2 separate regions of the Homo sapiens genome follow, and region 1 is linked to region 2. Evidence: chromatin loops called from intact Hi-C (ENCODE). Cell type or tissue: left ventricle myocardium inferior. All regions are shown on one strand. Each heading gives the region's core, and the rest is flanking DNA. Links, peaks and the distances in the headings are about the cores only. Region 1 overlaps MMP24-AS1-EDEM2 (MMP24-AS1-EDEM2 readthrough). Region 2 holds the start of LOC124900460 (small nucleolar RNA SNORD56).

Region 1 (5,378 bases), core at 167-5,166, 70 kb after region 2:
CTCCTCTGACCCTGTGTCTTTACATCATTTGTTCAAGAGTCAATATCCTGAGTGGAAGCAGCCAAATGACCAAGCCTTGATCATGTTGCTTTTGCCTTAGCTGCAAGTGCAGGGGGGAAAAGGAAAACTTTAGATACCTTTGACTTCTCTTGTGGGAGGTGAGAACCTGTCTCCCATTAAGACTCACACAGAGGAAGAGATTTCAGATGCTGGGCAACCAAAACAGGTACAGGTGATTTTAAAGAATTGATGCAAATGAGAAGCCTGGAGATCAGTAGCCACTGCTGTATTTACTAACTCTACATATATTATCTTTTTTTTGAGACAGACTCTTGGTCTGTTGCCCAGGCTGGAATTGGTGGCACGATCATGGCTCACTGCAGCTTCAACCTCCTGGGCTCAAAAAACAGAACAAAAGAAAAATAAAATAGAAAAGCAAAAACAACAAAAACCCATAAATGTTCACTATATCTCACATCATTAATTTATTTACTCGTTTAATAAATGTTTGTCAGAAACTTCCATATAGAAGGCTTTATGTTATGTACTTTGGAAGACACAAAACGATTAGGATATGATCCTTCTCAAGGAGCCCAGTCTTTTCTTGGGAAGATAAAACATACAAAAGAGAACAACACAAGGCAAGATGCATTGTATAACTAGAAGAAACACACAAATAAAAATGTGATGTTATGTGGCCGGGCATGGTGGCTCACGCCTGTAATCCCAGCACTTTGGGAGGCTGAGGTGGGCAGTTCACCTGAGGTCAGGTGTTCGAGACCAGCCTGGCCAACATGGTGAAACCGTCTCTACTAAATATACAAAAATTAGCCAGGCATGGTGGCACGTGCCTGTAGTTCCAGCTACTCAGGAGGCTAAGGAAGGAGAGTAGCTTGCACCCAGGAGGCAGATGTTGCAGTGAGTTGAGATCGTGCCACTGCACTCCAGCCTGGGCGACAGAGCGAGACTCCGTCTCAAAAAAAAAAAAAAAAAAAAAAAAAAGGAAAGAAAGAAAGAAAAATGTTATGCTCTGATTTACTCTTGTAGCTATCATTTACATATTGCTATATAGTTTTTGGAATTCTGTAACTTGCGTTTATCATTTAATACTCTCTTTGGTCTTGTAAGATAGATATAATCATTTTAGATTAGGAGACATGTTTAGGGAGAATAAGAAAGTTAATAACTGATATGGTTTGGATGTTTTGTCCCTCCAAATCTCATGTTGGAACGTGACCTCCATTGTTAGAGATGGGCATAATGGGAGGTGTTTGGGTCATGGGGGCAGATCCCTCATGAATGGCTTAACACCATCCTTTAGTGTTGAGTGAGTTCTTGTTCAGTTAGATTACACATGAGATCTCGTTGTTTAAAAGGATCTGAGACCTCCCCTCCTCTTTCTTGCTTCCTTCTGTCTCATCTTATATGCCTGCTCCCCCTTTGCCTTCCAACATGATTGAAAGCTTCCTGAGGCCTCACCAGAAGAAGATGCTGGTGCCATGCTTCCTGTACATCCTGCAGAAGTGTGAGTCAAAAATAAACCTCTTTTCTTTTATAAATTAGCCACTTGCAGGTATTCCAGTATAGCAGCACAAGAATTGACTAATATAGTATCAGAGCTAGGATTCAAACCCGTGCCTTTGTGTTCTAGGATTTATGCTTTCTCTCCTCTACTAAAACTGCAGGAATCAGAGGAATCTAGGGGAGAAACATGGTATTTGTGAATTGGTGAGATATGACCATGCCCAGATAGGAAAGATAGACAGAACAGATTCAATAATGAAAATAGGAAAAAGCAGAGTAAATTTTAGACATTTCTTAAAGAAGATACACCAGTGGCCAATAAGCACATGAAAAGATGCCCAACATCGTTATAGTCATTATGGAAATGCAAATCAAAACCATGAGATACCACTTCATACCATCAAGAATGGCTATAGGAGGATGGATAGAATCAATATTGTGAAAATGACCATACTGCCAAAAGCAATCTACAAATTCACGCAGTCCCCATCAAAATACCACCATCATTCTTCACAGAGTTAGAAAAAACAATTCTAAAATTCATATGGAATCAAAAAAGAGCCCACATGGCCAAAGCAAGAGTAAGCAAAAAGAACAAATCTGGAGGCATCACACTACCTGATTTCAAATTATACTATAAGGCCATAGTCACCAAAACAGCATGATACTGGTATAAAAATAGGCACATAGACCAATGGAACAGAATAGAGAACCCAGAAATAAACCCAAATACTTATAGCCAACTGATCTTTGACAAAGCAAACAAAAACATAAAAGTGGGGAAAGGACACCCTTTTCAACAAATGGTGCTGGGATAATTGGTTAGCCACAGGTAGAAGAACGAAACTGGATCCTCATCTTTTACCTTATACAAAAATCAACTCAAGATGGATTGAGGAGCTGGGCGTGGTGGCTCACGCCTGTAATCCTAGCACTTTGGGAGGCCGAGGCGGGCAGATCACGAGGTCAGGAGATTGAGACCATCCTGGCTAACACGGTGAAACCCATCTCTACTAAAAATACAAAAAATTAGCTGGGCGTGGTGGCGGGCGCCTGTAGTCCCAGCCACTCAGAAGGCTGAGGCAGGAGAATGGCGTGAACCCAGGAGGTGGAGCTTGCAGTGAGCTGAGATGACGCCACTGCACTCCAGCCTGGGTGACAGAGCGAGACTGTGAGACTCTGTCACAAAAAAGAAAAAAACACAAGATGGATTAAGGACCTAAACCCAAGACCTGAAACTGTAAAATTTCTAGAAGATAACATTGGAAAAACCCTTCTAGACATTGGCTTAGCCAAAGATTTCAAGACAAAAAAACCAAAAGCAGTTGCAATATAAATAAAGGTAAATAGCTGGGACCTAATTAAACCAAAGAGCTTTTGCACGGCAAAAGGAACAGTCAGCAGAGTAAACAGACAACTCACAGAGTGGGAGAAAATCTTCACAATCTATACATCTGACAAAGGACTAATATCCAGAATCTACAATGAACTCAAACGAATCAGTAAGACAAAAAAAAAAAAAAAAAAAATCAATCCCAACAAAAAGTGGGCTAAGGAGATGAATAGACAATTCTCAAAAGAAGATATACAAATAGCCAACAAACATGAAAAAATGCTCAACATTACTAATGATCAGGAAAATGCAAATCAAAACCACAAAGCGATACCACCGTACTCCCATAAGAATGGCCATAATCAAATAATAAAATAATAGTAGACGTTGACGTGGATGCAGCAATCAGGGAACACTTCTACACTGCTGGTGGGAATGTAAACTAGTACAGCTGCTATGGAAAACAGCGTGGAGATTCCTTAAAAAACTAAAAGTAGAGCTACCATTTGATCCAGCAATCCCACTACTGGGTATCTACCCCGAGGAAAAGAAGTCATTATTCAAAAAAGATACTTGCACACGCAAGTTTATAGCAGCACAATTCACCATTGCAAAATCGTGGAACAAACCCAAATGCCCATCAATCAATGAATGGATAAAGAAACTCTGGTATATATATATGATGGAGTACTACTCAGCCATAAAAGGAATGAATTAACAGCATTTGCAATGACCTGGAGGAGATTAGAGACTATTATTCTAAGTGAAGTAACTCAGGAATGGAAAACCAAACATCATATGTTCTCACTGATATGTGGGAGCTAAGCGATGAGGATGCAAAGGTATAAGAATGATACAATGGACTTTGGGGACTTGGGGCAAAGAGTGGGAGGGGGGTGAGGGATAAAAGACTACAAATATGGTGCATTGTGTACTGCTTGGGTGACGGGTGCCACAAATCTCCACCAAACAACTTACTCATGTAACCAAATGCCACCTGTACCTCGATAACTTATGGAAAAATAAAATTTTAAAAAGAATGGCTATAGGAAAAAAGACAGACAATAACAAGTGTTGGCAAGAATGTGAAGAAATTGGAACCCTCATACATTGCTGGTGGCAATGGTATAGCACTTTGGAAAACAATTTGACAGTTCTTCAAAAAGTTAAACATAGAGTTATTGTGTGGCCCAGCAAGTCCGCTCCTAGTATATGCCCAAGAAAATTGAAACATACATCCATGCAAATACTTGTACATGAATGTTCACAGAAGCATTATTCCTAATAGCCAAAAATGGTAATAATCCAAATGTCTGTTAATTGATGGAGAAACAAAATGTAGTATTTTAATACAATGGAATATTATCTAGCCATGAAAATGAGGTACTGACACATGTTACAACACGGATGAGCCTTAAAAACATGATAAGTAGTCCGGGAGCAGTGGCTCTCGCCTGCAGTCACAACACTTTGGGAGGCCAAGGCGGGTGGATCATGAGATCGGGAGTTCAAGACCAGCCTGACCAACATGGAGAAACCCCGCCTCTTCTAAAAATAGAAAATTAGCCGGGCATGGTAGCACATGCCTGTAATCCCAGCTACTCGGGAGGCTGAGGCGGGAGAATCACTTAAGCCCAGGAGGCTGAGGTTGCGGTGAGCCAAGATCGCGCCATTGCACTCCAGCCTGGGCAACAAGAGTGAAACTCCATCTCAAAAAAAAAAAAAAAAAAAATGATAAGTAAAAGAAGCCAGTCACAAAGAACCAGGTATTATATGATTCAACACACGTGAAACATCCAGAATAGGCAATCTGACCAGGCACAGTGGCTCATGCCTGTAATCCCAGCAATTTGGGAGGCCAAGGCAGGTGGATCACAAGGTCAGGAGATCGAGACCATCCTTGCTAACATGGTGAAACCCTGTCTCTACTAAAAAAAAAAGTACAAAAAAGAGCTGGGCATGGTGGCACGTGCCTATAATCCCAGTTACTCGAGAGGCTAAGGCAGGAGAATGGCGTGAACCTGGGAGGCGGAGGTTGCAGTGAGTGGAGATTGCGCCACTGCACTCCAGCCTGGGCAACAAAGCAAGACTCTGTCTCAAAAAAAAAAAAGAAAAAAAAATAGCAATAGCTGTTTAAGTCAGTGGCCTGCAAAACATGTTAACAATTAGGTCAATTCCTTCTTTGCGCTTCCTCAATCCATAGTTTGATCTATCTTCCTCCAAATCTGCTCTGTCACTCAGGCTGGAGTGCAGTGGTGTGATCCCAGTTCACTGCAGTCTCCATCTCGCAGGCTCAAACGATCCTCCCACCTCAGCTTCCTGAGTAGCTGGGACTACAGGCATGCACCTCCAAGCCTGCCTAAATTTGTTTTGTTTGTTTGTTTGTTTGTTTTGTAGAGTCAGGGTTTCACCATGTTGCCCAGGCTCGAATTCCTGAACTGAAGTGATCCACCTACCTGGGCCTGCCAAAGTGCTGGGATTACAGGCATGAGCCACCACACCTGGCCTGAACACGCTTATA
Region 2 (5,378 bases), core at 169-5,168:
ACTGTGCCCCAAGGAACCCAAATAGTTGACGAGAGGAAGTCTTTCTTTAGAGAAGTAGTCTAGCCTTGGCTGGGCATGGTGGCTCACACCTGTAATCCCAGCACTTTGGGAGGCCAAGGTAGGTGTATCACCTGAGGTCAGGAGGTCGAGACCAGCCTGACTAACATGGTGAAACCTTGTCTTTACTAAAAATACAAAATTAGCTGGGTGTGGTGGCGCATGCCTGTAATCCCAGCTACTTAGGAGGCTGAGGCAGGAGAATTGCTTGAACCCGGGAGGCAGAGGTTGCGGTGAGCCGAGATCAAGCCATTGCACTCCAGCCTGGGCAACAAGAGCAAAACTTCATCTCAAAAAAAAAAAAAAAAAAAAAAAAAAAGAGAAGTAGTCTAGACTAATTAAAATCTCACTATTTTGAAACCCCTGTTGAAATAATGGATCCAAGCAATGACCAACAAATGGCTGTTAGTAACAGGCAAGGAGACATCATGTGTCTCTTGACCAAAAGAAACAACAGTGCTTATTCTTGAAAAATAAAAACACCAGCCTAGACAACATAGCGAGACCCCATCTAAACAAAAAATTTAAAAATTAGCCAGGTGTGGTGGTGTGGGCCTGTAGTCCCAGCTATTCGGGAGGCTGAGGCGGGAGAATCACTTGTGCCCGTGAGGCTGCAGTGAACTGTGATCACCCCACTGGGTGACAGGGTGAGACGCTGTCTCAAAATACATAAATACACAAATAAAAATAAAAACAAAAGTAAAAATCCAAATCTGATGATGTCTCTAGATCTTAATATCAACTTTAAAAAACAGTTATATAATAAATACCTCAGAGATGCAATTAACAAAATCCATAATATGGAAACCTACAGGACATACAACTGTTGTCTTCAACAAACAAACTGCAATGAAAATAGAGGAGGAGTGGGAAAGGAGGGAGGGAGGGAGAGGGAAAGAATTCCTGTAAATTAAAAGACATTTCAGAGATATATCATCTAATTTCAAATATATAAATCAACCCTATGTGGGTCCTGATGCAAACAAACTATAATACAAAGTTATGAAACAAAACATTTTGAACATTGGAGAGGATATCAAGGAATAATGATTTATTTTTATAGGCATGCTTTGGGGATGCATTCTGAAATACTTTTAGGAATAAAATGTTTGGAATCCTAAATAATCTAGTGTGGATATAAATGAAATAAGGTTGGCCATGAATTCATCATCTTTGAAGCTAGTTTGTTGAAATTGGGTGATGAGCACACAAAGGATGGATGTCCTGTTCGCTCCATTTTTGTTTATTTAAAATTTTACTTAGCCAGGCATGGTGGCATGCACCTGTGGTCCCAGCTTCTTGGGACGCTGGGGTGGGATGACCGCTTGAGCCTGGGAGGTGGAGGCTTCAGTGAGCTCAGATCATGCCACTGCATTCCAGCCAGGGCATGAGTGAGATCCTGTCTCCAAATAAATAAGAAAATAAATAAAAATAAAATAAAATAAAATAAAATAAAAATAAAAAAATAAAAAATAAATAAAATAAAATAAATAAAAAATAAAATAAAAAAATAAATAATAAAAATAAAAAAATAAACAAAATAAAATAAAATAGTACATCCTGGCCAGGCACGGTGGCTCATGCCTCCTAGCACTTTGGGAGGCCAAGGCAGGCAGACTGCTTGAGCTCAGGAGTTTGAGACCACCCTGAGCAACGTGGCAAAATCCCATCTCAACAAAAAATACAAAATTAGGAAAATTAGCCAGGCATGGTGGCATGCTCCAGTTGTCCCAGCTACTCGGGAGGCTAAGGTGGGAAGATTGCTTGAGCCCAGAAGGTCAGGGATTGCAAGGCTTGCAGGGCTTGCAGTGAGCCGTGATTGCGCCACTGCACTCCAGGCTGGGCAACAGGGTGAGACCCTGTCTCAAAAAAAAAAAAAACAACTTTGTGGCCAGGGACAGTGGCTCATGCCTGTAATTCCAGTACTTTGGGAGGCTGAGATGGGAGGATTGCTTGAGCCCAGGAATTCGAGACCACCCTGGGCAACAAAGCAAGATCCCATCTCTAATGTTTATAAAAATGTAAAAAGAAAAAATTAAAGTTACAAGAAAATAAAATTTTAAAAAGCAATAAAATTTTACATAATTAAAAGCTCACGTCCTCAGGGAGGCTTTTTCCACCCACCCTATCTAAAGCAGCTTATCTTTCCCCATTATTTTCTAGCACAGCCCCGTGTTTTCTTCATGGAACTGATCACAATGTTACTTTATCTATTTACTAGGTTATTTCTTTCTGCTAGAAATTTAGTTTCACAAGAATAAAAACTGTTTGCCTTGTTTGCTGCTGAACCTCTGGGGCTGCGGCTGGCACACAAAGGTGCCTGCCCAGCCCCATGGCTCACGCCTGAAATCCCAGTTAATCAGGAGGCTGAGGCAGGGGATTGTTTGAGCCCAGGAGTTTGAGATCAGCCTGGGCAACATAGGGAGACACCGTCTCTGCAAAAAAATTTTTAAAAATCAGGCAAATTATAGTGGTGTGTGCCTGTGGTCCCAGCTACTCCAGAGGCTGAGATGGGAGGATCACTTGAGCCTGGGAGGTCGAGGCTGCAGTGAGTCGTGATCATGCCACTACATTCCAACCTGGGTGACAGAGGGAGACCCTGTCTCAAAAGAAAAAAGGTGCTTAATAAATCTTCGTTGCTTGGAAGGACAGGTGGATAGATAGGTCAACTAAAGAGTAAGAAGCAGCCGGGGCATGGTGGCTCACGCCCATAATCCCAGCACTTTGGGAGGCCGAGGCGGGTGGATCACCTGACGTCAGGAGTTCGAGACCAGCCTAGGCAACATGGTGAAACCTCATCTCTACTAAAAATACAAAAAATAAAAATAAAAATAAAAAAATTAGCCAGATGCGGTGTAGCCAGATGCACGCCTATAGTCCCAGTTACTCAGGAGGCTGAAGCTGGAGAATTGCTTGAACCTGGGAGGCAGAGGTTGTAGTGAGCCGAGATCACACCACTGCACTCCAGCCTGGGTGACTGAGTGAGACTCTGTCTCAAAAAAAAAAAAAAAAAAAAAAAAGTAAGAAGCACATGTTGGAGCAAGAACTAACAAAGAAATACATTTATGACAACACTTTCCACAAAGACACCAGAAAAGGAAGGGAGATTCAACTATCGACCCCTAGGATCTTTGGAGCCAGCTAACCGCATTTAGCCGTCTCTCCAGCTGCATGAGAAAATTAACTAGAGTCACAATTGCCCGTAGCCACCAATCCTTTCTTTGAATGAAATCTCATGAGACAGCCCAATATGTAAAACATGATAACCAAAATATGATAGCCAAAAGCAATTTATTATAGTTTAGCCTCAAAAAAATAAAAATAAAAAAATTATCCAGTGGTTATGAGGAGTCTAGGAAAACCTGTCCCAGTAATGCCAACTTGGAGGTGAAGGGCTGACTGGGGCAGCTGAGAAGTGGGACCTTCTGTTTGGCAGGCTTCCTCTCCCTTGCCTGGTCATGGTTTTCTGGTGAGAAGAGTGTTCCTGGCCTTGCTGGAGGTTCCCATGGCCCCGAACTAACAGTGTTTTTCTGAAATTTCGACCTGCTCCGTTTGAGAGAGTAGAATTCCCTCATCAAGTCCTCCACCTCCCACTGCTCTTCCTTCAGCCTCTGGCAGCAGTGCAGGGCGGCAGGGTCGATGGGGTGAGCTTCTGTGTTGAAGATGTACCCCCCAGCCCCCAGGATGCACTCCCCATAGGGGGTGATCACCGCGTCGAAGGTGGACCCATTGTTGTGGATGAAGTTGGTTGGGTCAAACAGGAGGTAGAGGTATTTCACAGTCTCGGCCAGGAAGAACGACTCCATGCGGTTGTCCAGCTTGTGGTCTCGCAGATCTTTGATCTGACATGTGGGAGAAGGAAGCAAGCTGGAACACCATCACAATTTAGTAGTAAGGGTCAGGCAATCCCTTAAGAAGGCCTGTTCTGCCACAAAGCAGCTGAGGGCCTGTGAGCAAATCACTGAACTTTTCAGAACTTCACTCTTTCCCAAGCCACCATCATCTCTCACCTGGATTATCACATAAGCTTCCAAATGGGCTCCCAGCTTCCAATCTTAGCCCTGCAGTTTATATACACACACTATTTTAAAAAATAGGGACAGGGTCTCACACCATGTTGCCCAGGCTGGTCTCAAATCCCTGGGCTCAAGCAATTCCTCCTACCTTGGCCTCCCAAAGTGCCAGGATAACAGGCGTGAGACACACACCAAGCTCCTACAGTATCTGTATAACATAAGTCTTCCTGTCAATTCTCTACTCACAACTTTCTGTGAGCCCTCCATTTCATGCAGGATAAAAATGCAAGTCATGACCTGGCCCCTGCTCCCTTCCTGCCCTCACCTCTTACCACTCTAAGAGCTCCAGCTGCTGCCTTTCTGTCCTGAGCTAGCACAGCACCCTCCTGCTTCGGGCTCTTTGCATCTGTGGTTCTTTCAGCCTGGAGCACTCCGCCTCCAGTTTTTCTCATAGCTTGTTCCCTCCCTTCCTTCAGGTCTCTGCTCAAATGCTTCCTCACCAGAAAGGTCTCCGCTAACCTTGCTCTATGACATGACAATCTCCTATCCCCTTTATCCCAACTTTTTGTGACTATAAACATAGAGCTAATCGTCCCTTTTAATGATGGCAGAGTATTCCATCGTGAAAATGGATCACCATTTACTTGGCTAATCCTCCTTGGAAGGGCATTCAGATGATTACCAAGTTTTTTTTTTTTTAGAGATGGAGTTTCACTCTGTTGCCCAGGCTGGAGTGCAATGGCATGGTCTCGGCTCACTGCAACCTCTGCCTCCCGGGTTCAAGCAATTCTCCTGCCTCAGCCTCCAGAGTAGCTGGGACTACAGGCACATGCCACCACACCCAGGTAATTTTTTTTGTATTTTTAGTAGAGACAGGGTTTCACCATGTTGGTCAGGCTGGTCTTGAACTCCTGACCTCGTGATCCGCCTGCCTTGGCCTCCCAAAGTGCCGGGATTACAAGCCTGAGCCACTGCGCTTGGCCAATTACCAAGTTTTTGTAAGCAACTAATAAGGGGTCTTTTTTTCTCCACTCAGACCCAAAGTATCGACACTTACTAGGTTCAACTGCTGTTGATGAAAACTATTGACATTGTTTTAGTAAGGAGTCTTATTTAGAGAATTTCAACTGAGTTTTCAGGCATGGATGACTAAGATTACTTGCTACAAACATTTATTTTAGCTTCTCAGAATTAGTAATACTTCTAAACAAAACATTCTCAGTGGACTCTATCTTACATTTAAAAATATGACTCAAATATGGTCTTGATGTATCAAGATGATTATTTCCTTGCCCTGTTTGAGAA

What was found. A loop is a pair of places that touch in the nucleus more often than their neighbours do. Peaks named below come from ENCODE experiments on the same cell type or tissue, not always from the same donor. Only the 100,000 strongest peaks of a DNase experiment are listed, where the experiment ranks them.
Region 1: a loop joins it to region 2, with 2.1 times the contacts of the local background. A loop is called at or near these places in 1 of 110 quality-filtered maps.

The regions. Positions count from the first base shown.
Region 1 is chr20:35,181,998-35,187,375 of GRCh38, forward strand. The region is part of intron 4 of MMP24-AS1-EDEM2 (MMP24-AS1-EDEM2 readthrough); the gene reads right to left. It also overlaps a transcript of PROCR not described here. Among named protein-coding and RNA genes, the nearest start is that of PROCR, 13 kb to the left of the region's middle. In left ventricle myocardium inferior, for the core only: no CTCF peak of the experiment used is centred there; no DNase peak of the experiment used is centred there.
Region 2 is chr20:35,112,035-35,117,412 of GRCh38, forward strand. MMP24-AS1-EDEM2 (MMP24-AS1-EDEM2 readthrough) reads right to left here. Exons shown (of 15, transcript NM_001355008.2): 15 at 3,330-3,899. The coding sequence ends at 3,399. It overlaps EDEM2 (ER degradation enhancing alpha-mannosidase like protein 2), which reads right to left. Exons shown (of 11, transcript NM_018217.3): 11 at 3,330-3,899. The coding sequence ends at 3,399. LOC124900460 (small nucleolar RNA SNORD56) reads right to left here and starts at 5,173; the gene lies at 5,102-5,173. In left ventricle myocardium inferior, for the core only: no CTCF peak of the experiment used is centred there; no DNase peak of the experiment used is centred there; H3K27ac peaks cover 2,859 bases.